Linked DNA regions of Mus musculus: regions 2 and 3 are each linked to region 1. Evidence: chromatin contacts called from ENCODE POLR2A ChIA-PET data. All regions are on one chromosome and are shown on one strand. Each heading gives the region's core, a stretch centred on a gene start or an enhancer-like site at or near the end of the contact. The rest is flanking DNA. Distances are from core to core; before and after follow the strand shown.

Evidence for each region. ChIA-PET counts read pairs that join two places held with the same protein, here RNA polymerase II (POLR2A).
Region 2: POLR2A ChIA-PET joins it to region 1 with 10 read pairs in embryonic stem cell. The contact joins the promoter of Sct here to the promoter of Taldo1 in region 1. POLR2A ChIA-PET finds 5 or more read pairs at or near these places in 3 of 5 experiments (Patski and embryonic stem cell).
Region 3: POLR2A ChIA-PET joins it to region 1 with 43 read pairs in Patski. The contact joins the promoter of Tspan4 here to the promoter of Taldo1 in region 1. POLR2A ChIA-PET finds 5 or more read pairs at or near these places in 4 of 5 experiments (Patski and embryonic stem cell).

The regions. Positions count from the first base shown.
Region 1 is chr7:141,390,646-141,393,712 of GRCm38, reverse strand. Taldo1 (transaldolase 1) reads right to left here and starts at 1,553. Exons shown (of 8, transcript NM_011528.4): 1 at 1,395-1,553. The coding sequence starts at 1,491.
Region 2 is chr7:141,277,730-141,280,796 of GRCm38, reverse strand. It overlaps Sct (secretin), which reads left to right and starts at 1,664. Exons shown (of 4, transcript NM_011328.3): 1 at 1,664-1,781; 2 at 1,863-1,964; 3 at 2,075-2,179; 4 at 2,276-2,468. The coding sequence starts at 1,699. The coding sequence ends at 2,387.
Region 3 is chr7:141,473,629-141,476,695 of GRCm38, reverse strand. Tspan4 (tetraspanin 4) reads right to left here and starts at 1,460. Exons shown (of 8, transcript NM_053082.3): 1 at 1,199-1,460. Polr2l (polymerase (RNA) II (DNA directed) polypeptide L) reads left to right here and starts at 1,543. Exons shown (of 2, transcript NM_025593.1): 1 at 1,543-1,668. The coding sequence starts at 1,574.

The DNA of each region.
Region 1 (3,067 bases), core at 304-2,803:
ATGCTGATCCCAACACTTAGGAGGCAGAGGCAGGCAGATTTCTGTGAGTTCGAGGCCAGCCTGGTCTATAAATCAAATTCCAGGAAAGTCAGGGCTACACAGAGAAACCCTGTCTTCAAACAAATAAACACCAAAAGAAACCTTTACCATCTGACAAAAAAAAAAAAAAGACTTTGAATAAATAAAGTATATAAAATAGATTTTGAATCTGACAATGTTTATAATTATTTGTTTTAAGCCACACTGTCAATGAATGTGCTCTTTGGCTCTTTGTTGTTGTTTGAGACAGGCTCTTACTATGTAGCTCAGGCTAGCCTGGAACCATGTAGCCCAGGCTGGCCTCCAACTCATAAAGATGTGCCTGCCTCTGCCTCCCAAATGCAGGTGTGAGCTACCATGCCTGTCTCTTGCTCTCTTCACAAACATTAGCCGGTAAACTCTGCACTACACACACAGTGGAAAAACCTTAGGACTCCCAGATGGATTTCTGGAAGCTGACGAACACAGCTTGTGTCAGACGGGTTTGCTATTAGACCCACATCAAGTCTGTCCTTTATAGCTAAGCAGCCCAAATATGCCTAATCACTCTCTGCGACTCTCTGAGAGATAAACAATGCACTTACTCATGAGGAATTAAAGCCTGTTTCTCAAGTCACCGTGAGAAAGCAGAAAAGAGCAGAAGTGCTTTTGTACTGAGCTCACACGGAGCATTTCCTGAAAGTCTTTCTCACAGCACATGTGAGATCACCTCCACCACCCTCCAAGGATGAGAGCAAGACTAACAGCACAAGTCTTTCCACCTGTTTTCCGCGTCCCTACCAAGTCCAGGAAAATCTGAGTACTGGAGCTGCGCATGGTGGCACTGCCTGATCCAGCACTAAGGCTAAGATAGAAGGATTACCAGGAGTTCCAGAACAGCCTGTGGCTACACTGTGAGACCCAGTCTCAAAAGAGAAGGAAGTATGACAATGATAACCATTTGATTTAGTGTGTGCAACTGGTCTGACTCCAGCCATGCTGTGTACTGCCCATAGAGAGTAACCAGCTGCATGTGGAAAACCAGTGCAACAGGCTGCAAAAAGCAGATGGTGTCCAGTCTTGCAGACTGCACTGGCTCCAAAGTTGAGCCTGTGTCATCGTAGGGAATTGGGAGTAGGGGTGGGGGCACCCCGGGTCAGGGAGACTTTCTCGGACTACCTCTACCCACCGAGGCTTCGCGCCGGGCTCCCAGGGTCACCAATAGCCCAGGAGCTATTGATCCTTGAAGGTTCCGCAAACTCACCAATCCCAGCTCCAGCGCCCGCGAGGCCCCGCCCCTGACACCCACACCGGTGCTGGTTCCAAAATTGGGGGCGCAGCAGCTTAAATAGGGCGCATGCACCGCGTCCTCTTACCATTGAAATCACCCGTGTCGGCCACCACGGTGGTGAACTGCTTGAGCTGGTCCAAGGCGGACTCCATCCTCTGGCGCTTTACCGGGGACCCCGACATGGCGAAACGCGAACAGCTGAGGCGGTAGCCGGTGCGTGCTAACCCACAATGCCCCGCGCGTCCTGGCCAATCAAAGCAAAGCTAAATGAAGCCTGACGACGAGCCCCGCCCATGTACTTGGAGACCTTGCCATAGACCACGCCCCGTGTCACGGTCGGAGTTCTCTTCCCCAGTAGCGAGTGGTTAGTTTCTACCAGTCCAAGGAGAGTGGATTCTTTGTACCCCTCTAGAGCTCGGATGCGTAGAATGAACAGACAACGGATTCTACTGAGACGCGCGCTCAGTAAGCCTCAGACCCCACGGACTACGGATGGATGGGTGGCAGCGCTCTCGCTCCACACCCATGCTAATCCTTGAGCGGGTCCTTGCCTCCAACTGTGCATTCCCTACAGGGGCTTCAGAAGTGCACCCTTTCTCCAGCTGTGGGACTCCCCTACTCCCAGTTTAGGGACTGGGAGCTGCGCCCTCTCTGCTGATCGCGATAAGTCAAGCTCGGTGCAGCCCCTGCTTACAGGCAGACAAGCTAAAGCACAGTCTGAGAATCAATACAGGTGTATGGCCCCATGGGCGACTTCTGGCAAAGCCACCAGTTTCCGCTTCCCAGATGGAGTGGTTCTGGTGTTGCCTTAAGCTGCTGGGTGATCCTTCCCTTGCCCATGATTTTGCATCTCCCCTGGCTGGAAGTCTGTCTGGAATAAGCAGCAGTTTGAGAAAGTTGAGATGGGGAATTGAATCTTCAGTCATGAATAAAAATAGTAAGGGCAGTTTCTTTTACAGTGTTCCCATTATTGATTTGCAGTTCTTTGAATATGCTGGCTCAAGCTATTACACATATATGTGTATGCCGGATATTTTCTGTTAATATTTTGTTTACCACTCGTCTTAGTTTGCTTTCTATTGCTGTGATAAACACCACCACCCAAAGCAACTAGGCGAGGTTGATTGTACCTTACCCTCCCAAGTAACAATCTATCACTCAAGGACTGCAAGAAAGGCGCCTGGAGAAAACTTCTCACCGGCTTGCCTCCCTTGGTTTGCACAGCCTCCTTTCTTTACAGCCCTGAACTTCCAGGACCACCTGCTCAGGGATGGCACCACTCACCGTGGTGCTATGGGCTTTCCCTTATCAATCATTAATCTTAAAATTAATTTTTTCTTAAAAACGGAGCCAGGCAAGGTGGTACAGACCTTTAATCCCAGCATTCTGGAGGCAGTGGCAGGTGGATTCAAGGCCAGCCTGGTTTACATAGGGAGCTCCAGACTCGCCAAAGGGAAAAAGCCTTGCCGACTGACTTGCTAATCTTGAGGACAGAGGCATTCTCTCATTCGAAGTTCCCTCCTCCTGCAAAATCCGAGCTGTGTCAAGTTGACAAAAAAAAGTAACCAACACACTTTTTTTTTTTTTTTTTTTTTTTTTAGTATCTTTTAAAAATAGATTTTTCTTTGAAAGGAGACTGGCCTTGAACTCTTGGTCTTCCTGCCCCTGCCTTCCAAGTGCTCAGATTACAGGCAGGGGCCACCATACTTGGCTCCAGCTGACTCTATTCAAGTTCACTGGAAGATGGACTTTTATATA
Region 2 (3,067 bases), core at 415-2,914, 110 kb after region 1:
TAGCACCCTGTAAAACTAGGCCATGTTGCCACACTCCTGTAATACCAGTACCCCAGAGGTACTGGCAGGAAGATGTGAAGTTCAAGGTTATCCTAAGCTATGTAACAAATTCCTGGCCAGCCTGGGGTATATGAGACCTTGTCTCAAAAATGCAAAGCAAAGAAGTCCCAAGCTGCCAAACCCCTCCTCCCAAACTGCAAACAGAGCTGGTCTTGGTGGCTCAGATTTGCAATCTCTGCTGTTGAGGGTCCAGGCCAACTTGGGCTACATAGTGAGATCAAAGGCAACGTGAGCTAAATACTCCGTCTCCCCAAAAAAAACAAAAAGAAACAATTCCTAATAACAAAACCAAACAACAATATGAACTAACCAGTACCCCAGAGCTCTTTACTCTAGCTGCATATGTATCAAAAGACGGCCTAGTCGGCCATCACTGCAAAGAGAGGCCCATTGAACTTGCCAACTTTAGATGCCCCAGTACAGGGGAACACCAGGGCCAAAAAGGGGGAGTGGGTGGGTAGGGGATTGAGGGGGGTGGATATGGGGGACCTATGGGATAGCATTGAAAATGTAAACGAGGAAAATACCTAATAAAAAAAATTAAAAAAAAACAAAACCATATGATTTTTATCTGAGAGTTAGCTCCTAACAGTTCTCTGGGTTTGTAATTTGATATTAAGGGTTATCTTTTTTTTTTTTTTTTAAATATTTATTTATTTATTATATGTAAGTACACTGTAGCTGTCTTCAGACACACCAGAAGAGGGCGTCAGATCTTATTACAGATGGTTGTGAGCCACCATGTGGTTGCTGGGAATTGAACTCGGGACCTTTGGAAGAGCAGTCAGTGCTCTTAACCTCTGAGCCATCTCTCCAGCCCCAAGGGTTATCTTTTTTGATTTGAGTTTCGGTGCTGGGTTGAACTCAGGTCTTGGTGCGTACTGCTACCACTAAGGTCGGGGACTCCAAGTATGAAGATGTTCTGCAAGCCTATTTGTCTTCAATCCCCATCCATAGCTCCCCGCCCCAACTCCTTTACAACCTCTACCCACCTGCGTTTCTTTTATTCTAACCTATCTCCATTTTCTGCTACCAATTCAAATAAACTGTCTCCTTCCATCCAAAAATGCAACCCCAGGCCTACGAGGATTCCCATTTTGTTTCTGGTGCTGAGCTGCCCTTAAGGTGGTTATCTGCAGTAGTCTACCCTGCCCTGGCTTCAGCAGGAGCGCTAGGACACTGGTCTTCCTTTCCTCTCAGTCGTCTGCCTGCCCTAGGCTCCTCAAGACACCTACAGCTCCTTCCAGACAAGAGTGCGGCAAGGTCTTGGTCTAGGCTAGGCTCCAAGATGAGTTGAGGTCTCACAGTGCGGTTCGCTCTGCCCGTCCTGAACTGCCACCCCTATTTTCTATCCCTGGACACAGATGAAGATGTCCATTTCGCTACTTGGTAGCACTACTCCTCTAATCTCCCCCCCCAAGGCAGTTGAGGGGCGCCAACACGGCGGTAGGGACAGGAGGTGGCCGGACGACAGCTGGGTGGGCGGCCCTGACCTTCCTGCAATCAATGAGGCGGGGCCGGCCGCGCGGAGCCGGGGCGGTGCTGGAGCCCACCGCCGCCGGCGGTCCCGGCAGCTATAAAGCGGTGGCGCGGGGCTCAGGCTGAAGTTGCAGCATTTGTCACACCCAGAGCCCGACCATGGAGCCTCCGCTGCCCACGCCGATGCTACTGCTGTTGCTGCTGCTGCTCTCCAGTTCCGCCGCGCTCCCTGCACCTCCCAGGTGAGCAGGGTTGGGAATCCGTTTCATCCCGGCCACGCCCACACTTCAATTTCTGACCCTTATGGCTTCACCCCTCCCCAGGACCCCAAGACACTCAGACGGAATGTTCACCAGCGAGCTCAGCCGCTTGCAGGACAGTGCCAGGCTGCAGCGCCTGCTGCAGGGTCTGGTGGGGAAGCGCAGGTGAGCCCGCGCTAGGTAGAATTTTCCAGACTGGCTAGTATGGGACAGGCCCGCCACATCCCTGTACACCACTAATTCTACTTTGGGCGTGGGGGTGGGGGTGGGGTCAGCGAGCAGGACACAGAAAATATCCCAGAGAACAGCCTGGCCCGGTCCAAGCCCTTAGAGGACCAGCTCTGCTTGCTGTGGTCGAACACTCAGACCCTACAGGACTGGTGAGTTTTCCATCCTCAGCTGGATTCCTAAAGTGCCCCAGCCAGGTGGGTACCCGCACTCTGATGGTCACTCACTAGTCCCCTCTCCTTCCACAGGCTTCTGCCCAGGCTGTCCCTGGATGGGTCCCTGTCTCTCTGGCTGCCTCCTGGACCAAGGTCTGCTGTTGATCGTTCAGAGTGGACTGAAACAACCAGGCCACCCAGATGAGGGAGGAAGAGTCTCTAGGACCCTGGCTGGAGTAGGGATTGGTTGTCCTTGGCATCAATAAAAAAGGAATTTAGACCCTGGTCTTTTAGCTCATGGTGTGTGATGTCTGATAAAATGAAGGCCGCCTCTGCTCCGAGAGCCTGGAAGGCGTGGACAGATCCAGCCATCTCATTCAGTGGCTAGGACCACACCCAGCTGCCCTTTGAACCCAAGAAGCCAGCTAGGACATTTCTTATCTCTGGCATCAGCTGAACCCCTCTTTTCCCAGCTGAATTCCCTAGAGTGCCACCTTGCCCTGTGGTCCATTTAGCAAAATTTCTAGGGATCAGGGACTCCCCACCCTGGTCCAGCCATGTGGCCAGGGTAAATGAAGTGGTGAGGAGGAGGCTCAGGCGGGGTCATAGGGGTCCGCTTATGAGTGGGAGGACCTGAGTACATCCTGGCTCTAACATGTCTAGGCCTGAGGCCTGACGGTGATGTCATCTCCCAGTAGGCAGCTGTAGGACCAGTGAAGGGTTGTGAGACAGTGCTCAGTCTTTGCAGAGGCTTGGAGCCTCGGGAAGGTTTTCAGACACCTAAAGCAGCCAGCCCTGCAAAGGCCCACAGTAGTGAGAGCTGTGCAGGCCCTTTCAACAGAACACCCCCTACGACCCTCCTGATCCCACCCAGGGCCTTCTTCC
Region 3 (3,067 bases), core at 211-2,710, 83 kb before region 1:
ACACACACACACACACACACACACACACACACACACACGGGAATTCCAGGAATGTCAACTTGGCACAGGCTTCTACTCCCCAACTCTCCCTAAGTAAACAAGTCTTCCAGGGGCCGGACCGAACTGAGAGCCCCTCCTCCAAGCCTTTGGCCTCCACCCCATCCCCTAGGGCAGACCCTACAGACCATCTCCTATCCCACTCCCCTGCCACCCTCACCTCTGGCCACCAGCAGTCTTCAGTCCAGATCTTGAGCCTGATCCCAGGCCACAGTGACTCACAGGCCCCCACTGCCCCCTCTGGCCAGGGCAGGATGTTGGGGGGAGGGGACAGGACCGGGAAGTCGCCTAGCTCGTGGCTCTGCACGTGGCTCCATGGGGGATGGCAAAAGCTGCCAGGGAGGCTGTCCAGGGTGACATCGGGGGCACAACCACCAAGCTGGCCAGTGGCTCCGACCAGCCACACTCAAGACCCAGGAGACCCCTCCCGACCTCCCCTCCATCGTTTGTTTCCCAGAGGCACCTGGAAAATGTCTAGGACCCCCCAGAGCCTTCACTGTAACCAGATCTCAAACTTCCCAAGCTCTATCGAACTTCTCCAGCTTCTCACTGCAAGCTGCCTCGTTTTCCTAAGGGTAGCTCCCAACACACAAGAAGGCGGCCAAGGTGATACACTCCCCAGAAACCAGCTCCTTGCCCATTCCCTTAAGTCCTTAAGTCACGTCCAGGTGAGGCAGACCTGTGGCCACTAGCAGTCTCGCACGCAATCTCCGCGTCTGAGCCAAATATCCCGGGAAAAAGAGGTTAGAAGGTCTGTTCATAGGGTGCCTCCTCCATGACGCCTTCCCGGACCACCGCCCTGCTCCTCTCCCCAGGAAAAGACCCTTCTCAGAGGAGAGGACTGTACTGAGCGCGGGAGGCCGCCGTCGGGGCTCGGGACACCGTACCGCCGACGGTTCTGCAGCGGCCGAAGAGAAGGACGCCCCAAACTCCAAGGCCCGGACTCTGCCTGGGCACCTCGGGTAAGGGCTCCAGACCGAGACCCCTTGGAGTCCGGGCCAGGAGGCGGGAAGACCGCCTTGGCCGTGGACAGTCGGCAGCCCGCTCTCCGGCTGCGCCACCACCACTTGTTAACCACCTCTTGGCTCCAGTCGGCTTGCGATCCGGCCAGCGGGACCCCAGCCCGCTAGAACCGCCGTACCTGTGCGCGCCGCCGCACGGCGGAGCAGCTGTCAGTCAAGGCAACACGAGAAACGCGAACCGCCGGCCGCGGACCTTTCGGCCTTGCTCGGACGCCGTAGCGCCGGGATCTACCACCACAGCGGGAGGGGGGGGACCGGGATGCTGCCGCGGGCTCGGAGGCTCTCGGAGCCCCGGGTGGGCACGAGCAAGGAACACCGCCGCTTCAGGGTAATCATGGGAGCCGGGGCAGGGCTGCGGCGGGATTCAGGGAGATGCGGGGCGGGGCTCTGGATCTTACGGGGCGGAGCTAGGGCGTAATGAGCCCCGCGCTATGGGCGCGCCTGGGGCGGGCCTTGAAAAGCTACTGCCGGCAGCCTGCACGCCAGACGCCGCCATGATCATCCCGGTGCGCTGCTTCACCTGCGGGAAGATCGTCGGCAACAAATGGGAAGCCTACCTGGGTCTGCTGCAGGCCGAGTACACGGAGGGGTGAGACGGCGGGCCGCGGGGGATGGGACAGGACGGGAAGGCTGGACTGGGGGCATGAAGTCGAGGGGCAATGGGGAGGGTTCTGCGGCGGACCGGGAGTGAAATTGAGGTGTCCTGGGCCGGGGGTAGATAAGATTTCCTATGGAGAATTGGCAGGGCAGGGGTTGTGGGGTCTAGTGAGAAGACTGGATGTCCTCCAGCCCAGACCTGTGATGTATTCCCAGAAGAGTGAGTCTTTAGTTTGTTTTCGAGGCAGGATTTCGGTGGCTGACCTGAATTCTCTATGTAAAGCAGTCTGGTCTGAAACACTTCGAAATCCTGCCTGTCTCCTGGATGTTGGGATTAAAGGCGTGCAATATCACGCCCAGGCTCTCAGAAGTTTGGAAGGTGGTTTTCTTCAAGTTGCTGGCCTTTGGGAAACTTCTAAGCATCCTTCCCGTGGGTGACACCTCAAGTCTCTTCCCTGTCGACCTACTCTCTATCCTCTATCTGCTTTCCGACCTACCCCTTATGTACTTCGAACCTCGTGGGCCCTTTAAAATGCAGGACAGGCTTTGTGGGCATCGTCTTGTGCTCACTACTATGACTGTCCCCCAAAATAGACCTCTGGCCACCATGTCAACACCAAGGGGTTCTCTTTCTCTGCACAAGCCATAAGTCAGTGGGGCTTAATGAGCAGCTATTAGATCAGCTCTGATGAGTAGCTGCTAGCCTTCTGGGACCCTCTTTCACTTGGGCAGGAACCTCTCAAGCTGTCTAGGTCCCAGAGAAATTAAATCTAGTGTGAGTTCAAAGCCTGTGGGGTAGCAACAACCAGTTCATGGCGTTTAGTCAGAGTCCACCTGTGGGGCCTGGAATTGTACTCCTTGATGAGGGGATATTGGTCTCCTAAGCTTTCCCAAATAACCCTGGAAGCCCATAACCCTGGGTACAAGAGACAAACGCAGAGATACAGGGGGTTAGAGAGATGGCCCAACTGTTTTTTTTGTTGTTGTTTTGTTTTTCAAGACAGGGTTTCTCTGTGTAGCCCTGGCTGTCCTGAAACTCACTTTGTAGCTCAGGCCGGCCTCGAACTCAGAAATTCACCTGCCTCTGCCTCTACCTCCCAAGTGCTTGGGATTAAAGGTGTGCACCACCACACCCAGCTAGATGGCTCAACTGTTAAGAGCACTGGCTGTTTTGTGTGTTTGGTTGTTTGATTGTTTTTTAAGAGGACTCAGGTTCCGTTCCTTGAAGCAACATGGTATCTCGCAAGTGTCCGTAACTCCTTTGGGCTTTGGGAGCATCAGGCACCCATACACATAAAACGAAATTTTAAAAAACAGGTGTAGGCAGAAGGCTGTTAAGGATGGATACAGGATGCTATGGGAGAAGACTGGCACATGAGCAGGTGTAACTT